Regions from separate parts of the Homo sapiens genome. Here region 1 is linked to region 2. A link is a loop called in an ENCODE intact Hi-C map of the cell type or tissue named here. Cell type or tissue: Caco-2. All regions are shown on one strand. Links, peaks and the distances in the headings refer to the core of each region. The heading gives the core; the rest is flanking DNA.

The links. Peaks named below come from ENCODE experiments on the same cell type or tissue, not always from the same donor. Only the 100,000 strongest peaks of a DNase experiment are listed, where the experiment ranks them.
Region 1: it touches region 2 in a loop (14-fold over the local background); 50 of 110 quality-filtered maps call a loop at or near these places.

Annotation. Positions count from the first base shown.
Region 1 is chr10:21,991,045-21,995,453 of GRCh38, reverse strand. All of the region lies in intron 1 of DNAJC1 (DnaJ heat shock protein family (Hsp40) member C1), which reads left to right. Among named protein-coding and RNA genes, the nearest start is that of DNAJC1, 10 kb to the left of the region's middle. In Caco-2, for the core only: a CTCF peak has its summit at 1,867 (motif pointing left); no DNase peak of the experiment used is centred there.
Region 2 is chr10:22,216,401-22,220,809 of GRCh38, reverse strand. EBLN1 (endogenous Bornavirus like nucleoprotein 1) reads left to right here and starts at 2,795. Exons shown (of 3, transcript NM_001394757.1): 1 at 2,795-2,894. In Caco-2, for the core only: a CTCF peak has its summit at 2,179; no DNase peak of the experiment used is centred there.

The sequences.
Region 1 (4,409 bases), core at 181-4,180, 230 kb after region 2:
TAATTTCCTTGGTTAAACACATTCTGGAATACATACAACTCCTGGTTATAGAAGGAAATAGAATTTTAAACTGTTACATGAAACTCAACTGTGGCCTGTATAGTGAGCAGTAGTCAAAATGAGTTATGACCAGAAAGAAAAAGATCATTGTTGCCATTTACTGGGAAAGTATGAATAGACCATGAAGAAATCTTAGGGTCCGTACACATGAGGAAGGTAGAAACTTCTTATTTCTAGTCAATACTTAAGGACTTTATTTATACCATTAAAACAGGTCAGGTTAAGGAATCTATTCCATGACCAACTGAATTTATACTTTAAAAAGAAACCTCTGACTTTTAGAAAATTTTTTTTAATTGCAAATCTTATTGGCAGTTATTTTCAATTACCACACTTTTCGTTAACAGATAAGATTACTATTTAGGTTCTTTTCTGACTTAAAGTGGTGCTTTGTATTGATAGTTGGTGATTAAGTTTGATTTGCGGAAGTTAACATGTATAAATATATATAATATATTAATATATAAGTATATATAATATAAATATATATAAAGTAGGAAGTCTGGAAATTGTGTTTTAATTATATCATACAATATTTCTTTATGGATCTTTTATATGTAGTAGGAAATAGACTTCTTGTGTGTTTTTTTGTTTGTTTGTTTTGAGACAGAGTCTCGCTTTGTCACCCAGGCTGGAGTGCAGTGGCGCGATCTCGGCTTACTGCAAGCTCTGCCTCCCGGATTCATGCCATTCTCCTGCCTCAGCCTCCCCAGTAGCTGGGACTACAGGCGCCCGCCACCATGCCTGTCTAATTTTTTTTTGTATTTTTAGTGGAGACGGGGTTTCACCGTGTTAGCCAGAATGGTCTTGATCTCCTGACCTCGTGATCCACCTGTCTCGGCCTCCCAAAGTGCTGGGATTACAGGTGTGAGCCACCGCGCCTGGCCAACTTCTTATGTTTAAAGCATTTTAGTTTAGACATTTGATAAAGTTCAAATGACAGCCATGTTGTGCAGTTCTATAGTAGTTTTACACAATCAATGAGTGACTTTTTATATCACACGTTTGGAAGTATATAAGATTTAACTTAAAGTAAATTAGATTGATTTTGCAAGTGTTTATTGTGGAAAGCTTCACAGTTTTTCAACATGCTGCTGTCTCTTAAAACATCACTGAAGCTTCTTGTTTTGAATTGCCTTCAAAGCTTGCTGCATATTCTTCACATTAGCCTCATTAGTAGTAAATCTTAAAGTTGGGTTTGATTTTTGGCTATAGCTAACAGTCATTTGGAGCTAAATTTGGTGACTAAATTAGGTTAGCAAGCTCGGATAAATACTTTGTATTGATAAAAAGATCTGAATATACATTTCATGTAATGCTGATAGACTGCCTTGAGGACTGTTCTCAAAGAAAAGTCCCAGAGAAGTTTTGAGTGATATTGACACAAAGTAATAAATCTGTAGCTTTACAAGGTAGTAGAAAGTATTAGAGCAAATGACTCTTGGACTACTTATTACTTCGTGGGTAGCAATTTTTTTAAAAAAAGTTTGCCCGCAGGATAAAAATGGGTAAAAAAAAAGTGATCTTAATTTTAGAGAAGTGGGAAAATATAGAGCTAGAAGAAAATATTTCAATTATCTGCCTGCTTTTAATATTAAAAACAAAGATCATGATAGTATTCATTATATATTTCTATAATAAAGCAAGTTAAAACCGAGTGGCAGAGGAATTAGAATAATGTTAGAGATAGAGGTAGTAGCTGAGAATACCACTGAGGAAGAAAGCAGGATACACATAGAAACGTATACAGAAAAAATGCATAAATACAAATATAAATGAAAATGGAGTAATATCTCCATCTTGTGGCCTTCTTTGGATATTGCTATTAAAAATGTTGAGGGGTTGTATTTTCACAACTGTAGGCATAAGTAAGAATAAAATATGAGACAGACGAAAACAAAATACGAGTCAGAGAGTTCTTGCAGTATTTTGCAGGGCCTTTTAAGACCGAGCTTCCCAATTGGTGTGCTGCAAGCATGCTGAGATAGTGATGCCCTGCCTTGAGCAGCCTTAACAGTTTCCTCCAGTGTGTCTTACAAATACAATTTTCTGTAACGTGCCATGGTATGAAAGAGGTTGGGAAAGCACTGCTAAGGCATGCAGTTCTGATGCTTTTCTTCCAGGGGAAAATTTATGAGCGAGAGGGTGCAGGTGTGTGTGCGTATGCATTTATATACTTATGTGTGTATAGTAAATATATTTATAAATTTATGAGTGTATAGGCTGAGTATATAAATTTATGAGTATAAAATGTTCAGCTTGTAAAGTATATATATATGGTAAATATAAAAGTATATATGTAAACATAAAATTGTTTTATAAAATGATTCTTATCAAAATGTTTCCTATACTAAAGATCCTTGTTTAGCTCTCGTAGAAACAAAAGTATTGTTAAAGTATGGCCGAGGGAATTTAGATAGAGACGAAATCAATAAGTCTTTGATTAATTAGCATTCTTTACTTGATTACTTAGCCTGGATGTCAGAATGGCCATTAAATGTTACCAAAGTTTACAATAACTCCAGAGTAATACTTTAATGATCTGTAACGATCCACTGTATGAAGAGGATACAGATGACTTTGAAATGTATAAATATTCAAATTCTGGGTAGCCTAAAGAAATATTTTGTGACACTAAGGGATAAGATAATATTTTACATATAAATCATGACTGACAGATATTTCAGATTTTTGACAGCTGACACACTTTTTCAAGCCATTGATCCCTTAGAGCAGCACTGTGCAATAGATATGTGATACAAAACACAGAGGTGATGTTAAATTTTCTAAAAGTCACATTTAAGAATGTAAAAAACAGATGAACTTAATTTTTTTTTTTTTGAAATGGAGTCTTGCTCTGTTGCTCAGGCTGGAGTGCAGTGGCACAATCTCTGCTCACTGCAACCTCGTTCTCCTGGGTTCAAGCGATTCTCCTGCCTCAGCCTCCCTAGTAGCTAGGATTACAGGAGTGCACCACCATGCCCAGCCTGAAATTAATTTTGATAATGTATTTTATTTAACCCAATATACTAAAATATTATTCCAACATGGAGTCACATTTTCAAAAATTACTATTATTTTTTGAGACAGAGTCTCGTTCTGTCGCCCAGGCTGGTGTGCGATGGCACGATCTCAGATCACTGCAACCTCCGCCTCCCGGATTCAAGCAATTCTCCTGTCTCAGCCTCCCAAGTAACTGGGACTACGGGCACATGCCACCACACCCAGCTAATTTTTGCATTTTTAGTAGAGACGGGGTTTCACCATATTGGTCAGGCTGGTCTCGAACTCCTGATGTCAGGCGATCCGCCAACCTTGGCCTCCCAGAGTGCTGGGATTACAGGCGTGAGCCACCATGTCCAGCCAAAAATTATTAATGAAGTATTTCACATTTTAATTTTTTGTACTAAGTCAGCAAAATCCGTGTATGTTTTACATTTATACTTCTAGCACACCTTAATTTGGAAGCCAAATTTTGATTGAAAATACTTGATCTGTATTGAGATTTCATAAGGCATATAGCTAACAGGTACATTCACGTACCCAAATCGTTATAAGCAAAACTTTCCAGTAACTCAGTAGAATATCAGTTTTTCAATTTAAATATAAATTAATTAAAATTTTGGTTTCTCATTTGTACTGGCACATTTTAAGTGCTTAAATATGCCTAATGCTTATTGGATAGCATACATTGGATAGCCTTAGGGAATTAACATTTCTGTATTGTGTAGATATAGCTAAATGTTTTTGGATAAAATCACTGATTATTGTTTTTCACTGACTATTGTTTCCATTTTGTTAGGGACATAGTTTGTAGTTTTCGTATTTTTTTAAACCCAGTGTAGCTTTTGTTGTTTTGTTTTTAGGTTGTTCCAATTGTGCTAGCTATCATATTCCTAGTTACTTATCTATAGTATACATTTTGACCATGCTTTGTTCTGTAAAGGCTATTGGTATAAAGTTCATGCTGTTCTAGGAACATTGGTTGTCTGAACTTCCATGCATAGGCTTGTCTGCTAAGGGTGGTTTCAGGTAATCACTTTAATTAAAGTTGGTCATTTACTTTTGCTAGCTCATCTATTATATTTTATAATTCTTTAAGTGTTATTTATTAACAGTATATTAGGTCGTTAGTGATATTTTGACCAGGAAATCACTGGAGTTCCTATTTTGTAGTTTTAGCTTTCAGGGTGCCCATTCTCCCTATTCTGAAACTCATACATCTTATATATTGCTAGCTATGAAATATTCACTATATTCTTTCCTGTCATCTATTTTGATTATTATAGTATCTTTAATTAAATGATTTAGAATAGAGATTGCTAGGTGCATTTCTATTTGTGTGCCAA
Region 2 (4,409 bases), core at 142-4,141:
AATTCAAACCCTTGAAAAGTCAGGAATTCCTATTCCCCCAGTTCACCCACACAAATGGCTATATGTCCCTTTGGAAAAAGGACTGGGGGAATCTATCATATGTACTTGCTGTGGGTGATAGAATTCTTCCTGGGACCTGGTCTATCCTTCAGTTAACGAGTTCCTAGCCGGAGTAGTGGCTCGGATCCAGAAATGAGGCAGAATATGGTCATTTTTATTGGGTTGATTGGTCTCAATCTCCTGAAGATCCGTGGTTGATTTCTTTTCTTTTCTTTTCTTTGCCAGGCTGAAGTTCAGTGGCGTGCATCGTCATGGCTCGTGGCAGTCTCAAACTCCTGGGCTCAAGTGATCTTCCTACCTCAGCCTCCCAAGTAGCTTGGAGTACAGATGCATGCCACCATGCCTGGATAATTTTTAAATTTTCTATAGGGATGCGGGGGGTCTTACTACATTTCCTGGGCTGATCTTGAAACAATCCTCCTGCCTCGGCCTCCCAAAGTGTTGGGATTACAGGTGCGAGCCACCCCTCTTGGCCTCGATTTATCCTGATTGTATAATTTGAGTAATATGCTTATTGGCTGCTCATCCAAGATGTCCCTACAGATGCTATGTTCCATTAACCAGCTTCACATCTCTGTGAGTCAGACACCTCTCCCTCTTTCAATCCAAACTTGCCAGCCATTAGAATAATAGCCCACAATCTGCCCTTATCACTGCAGGACACTATCATCCCCATTGTTATCAGGGAGCCCAGTTCTGTACTAGTATCACCAATATCAGCCCAAGGCCACAGGGGACAGCCACACTGACCTTCACAGAGATGCTGGTGCCCCTCATCCCGATGACTTTATTGCTTTATTAAACAGTGTCCTCTGGCCCCTCCCACAGTCTGTCATTGGTGAGTGGGTTTTCTGGCACTCAACAGGGTATATTCACTCTAGAACATTTTCCTAACCTTTTGATCCTTTATTTTCCTGTCTGCCATGGAAGTTCCAGCACTTTCTCTCACATAATGTGGCCATGTTTTCTACAAGCTTCTAAGATCTTGTAGTGTGTTGTCACCAACTCCTAGGTTGCTTGTCAGGGTTAAATCCTGTTTCACAGGACAATGCTCTGTCTTGATTGACCCTCCTTTATCCAGCCTTATCTTCTACTCACTTTGATCCAACACCAAATATCCTGTCTTGGTTTGTGATGGTATATGTCAGCTCAGTCCTACATCTCCTTTTGAGAGCATCAACTCTTCCCTCTTTCAGCAGGCTGGCTCATGTTATGACTCAACCCTACTCATTTATCTGATGGCTCAAACAGGAGGTAGAAGTGGATCTGAAAGGAATGCCTGTGGCCTTGCAAGGCAGATGACTGCATCATCTTCAAGTGAGCGAGCAGTGCTGGTCTTTAACAGGATGAAGTGGGCCACTTCTATAGGCCCAGAGTCTGGGAGAATGTGGGAATTCAGGATGCCACCATGCCATGCCTTAAGGTCAACTTCTTCCCAACAAGGCCCTCTCCTCATTCAACCTCTTCCGAAGCTCTGTTACTCTTATTGTTGAGGCTCGGGCTTGATTCTTAGCCTCTTTTGGTGTTGGCTCATAGAAGATGAGAATCTCTTTATATGGTGTGGAAGAGGCTGTCTGACTTTGCTGCTTGCCTTTAATTGGTGATTAATTAACCTCAGCCTTTTGTTGTCTTCCTCTAGGGCATCCACTGTTGTCAGCAGCAGCCAATTCCCTAATCCTTGTAATTACCACTTTCTCTAGCTCTCAAAATCCTGATACTGCACCTGCCAGTGCATTCCCTTTTACTGGTATCCAACGCCAGCTCACACCGGGAATGTTTTAATACTTGCACCACTGTCTCATGCCAGAGGTATCCATGCTCCATCTATCCCCAGTGATGGGTCTTCAGTACCTGCCTGCCAGTGGGTGATCTGGCTGTGCCTGCGGTCTCATTTTAAAGCCACTTTCCTAGGATCACTTCCAGCACTAGCTGCTGCAGGTCAGATGCCCGGAGACTCTGAGATTTGCATGTACAGTTTATTGAAGAGTGCTCTCAGAAACAACTCCTTTGAGGAAGCCAGGGAGAAAATAGTACTGAGCAGAGGAAAAAGCCAAACTGAAATGCAGCTGCATCAGTAGCCTCAGCTGGCTCCAGGGGGAGCATTGAGGCTGAAAGAGCATTCAGAGATGTACCAATCCAAGGCACCAGGGCTGGGTCTTTGAATCGCTGCATTGAATTCAGTCATTGGATTGTGGGCTACCCTTGAAGAAGAGACATAAATGTATTGAGGCAACTTCCTTTAACCAAGGTCAATTCCAGAAAATGGATTCAGCTGTGAGCCATCAACAGCCAATAATTACTCCCAGCAACAGCCTTGAACCTGAAGGGGGACTGGGTGAGGGGCCATAGTATCCATGGCACAAGTCTCCTAGGAGTGGTTTCTTTTCTTATTATTTTTCCTTTTATATGTATTATTTCTTCCTGTCTTTTTAGGTCATTGTTGTTGTTTTTTTCTTTTTTGTTACACATTTGCTTTGTATACTTTAATTTTTTAAAAAACAGCAAAGTCATTAAGATTTATATTTAAACGACAGAGATTTTGCTATGCAGTTACATGGTTTGGCTGTGTCCACCTAAATCTCACCTTGAATTGTAATCCCAACTGTTGAGGCAGGGACTGGTAGGAGGTGATTGGATCATGGGGGTGGATTTCCCTCATGCAGTTCTCGTGATGGTGAGTGAGTTCTCACGAGATCTGACGGTTTAAAAGCATCTGGCAGTTCCCCTCGTCCTTGCTCTTTCTCTAGGTCCTGCTGCCCTGTGAGGAAGGTGCTTGCTTCTCCTCCTTCAGCCATGCTTGTAGTTTCCTGAGGCCTTCCCAGCCATGCAGAACTGTGAGTCAATTAAACCTCCTTTCCTTATAAATTACTCAGTCTCGGGTAGTATATTTACAGCAGTGTGAGAACGGACTAATACACCTAGTTACTCCTCTTTACATTATTTTCTAAATAGTCTGTATTTGTTGCTTGCTTTTTGACTTAGAAGTTATTTAGGAGAGACTTAATATTTAACCTTTTTCAAGTGGTTGTTTTTTCCAAAGTTAATTTTACGAATTTATGGTTATATCATGGTGTAGTCAGAGAATGTAGCCAACGTAGTATCTGCTTTTGTCATTTATTACAGTTTTCTGTTTTCCATTAAGTTTTGTTTCCATTTTTCTTGCGTATACCAAGGAAGATAAAAAATAACAATGCAGTTGAATCTGACAAACACATTGGTGTGTAATGAAATGTATGGTGTGCAGGATATACAGAAAAAGCAGAGGATATGTTTTTTCCTCTTTGTCTTTCTTTATATTACCAAAGTTCTTGGCACATAAGAAATGAATATGAGAACAGTATGAAAGTGAAGCAGTTCTCTTTATTCCTTTGTGCCTTCTCATACTGATCAGGGAAAAGAAACCAGGATGATAAGTTTTTGCACTGGTGAAACCCTATCTCTACTAAAAATAGAAAAATTAGCTGGGCGTGGTGGCACGCACCTATAATCTCAGATACTCAGGAGGCTGAGGCAGGAGAATCACTTGAACCCAGGAGGCGAAGGTTGCAGTGAGTCAAGATTGCACCACTGCACTGCAGCCTGAACAACAGAGCGAGACTCCGTCTCAAAACAAAAAAATATATATATACACATACATATATATATAAATAATTTCTGAGTATGTATTTATTGCTTTAAAAATCAAGCAACAGAATTGTTATTGTAATAAGCGTGAGAGGGTTTCCCAGGCAACATTGGATTCTGATTGGCTGAGTCAAGGTAAAATGATGCAGCGCACAAGTTTTGTGTTTTAGACTTGAAGCTCAAGTGTACTTACTTAGTTTTTGATCTCGATAAAATAGTCTTAAGGAAAATCATAAAAAATTTTGATTATGTGGATTTTGGCAAAACAGAGATGGAGTGCACATAGGGCAAGAAGTACTCGTGATTCTTGATTAAACTTCCAGTGTTTTGAAAATCAAGTTAAAATTTCTGAAGATTTATACTCCGTTTAATTGTATTAGCACAATTTATAAATTATTGCAACTTTTCACTAAAATCCTGTCCTTCCTCAGTCTTCATTGTATATGTCTAACCTATATTTTTAGAAGAGTTTTATGTGCCAAACTACCAATGATGAGAATTATATATTTCAAACAAATATTCTAAGTTTTTGAAATAAAACCACAAATAAATTACCTATTGTACATAGAATGTTGCCATCTAGATATTTTTCCAGAAGAGTAGAAAGTATTCTCATTTTGATGCAAGTAGCTTGTTTTCCTTAAAGAGGTTGTTGCCCTGTTTGAGTCTATTGGTGATAATTCAAAGTAGGTTATATATTATCTTTAGTTTTAAAAGATTTAACA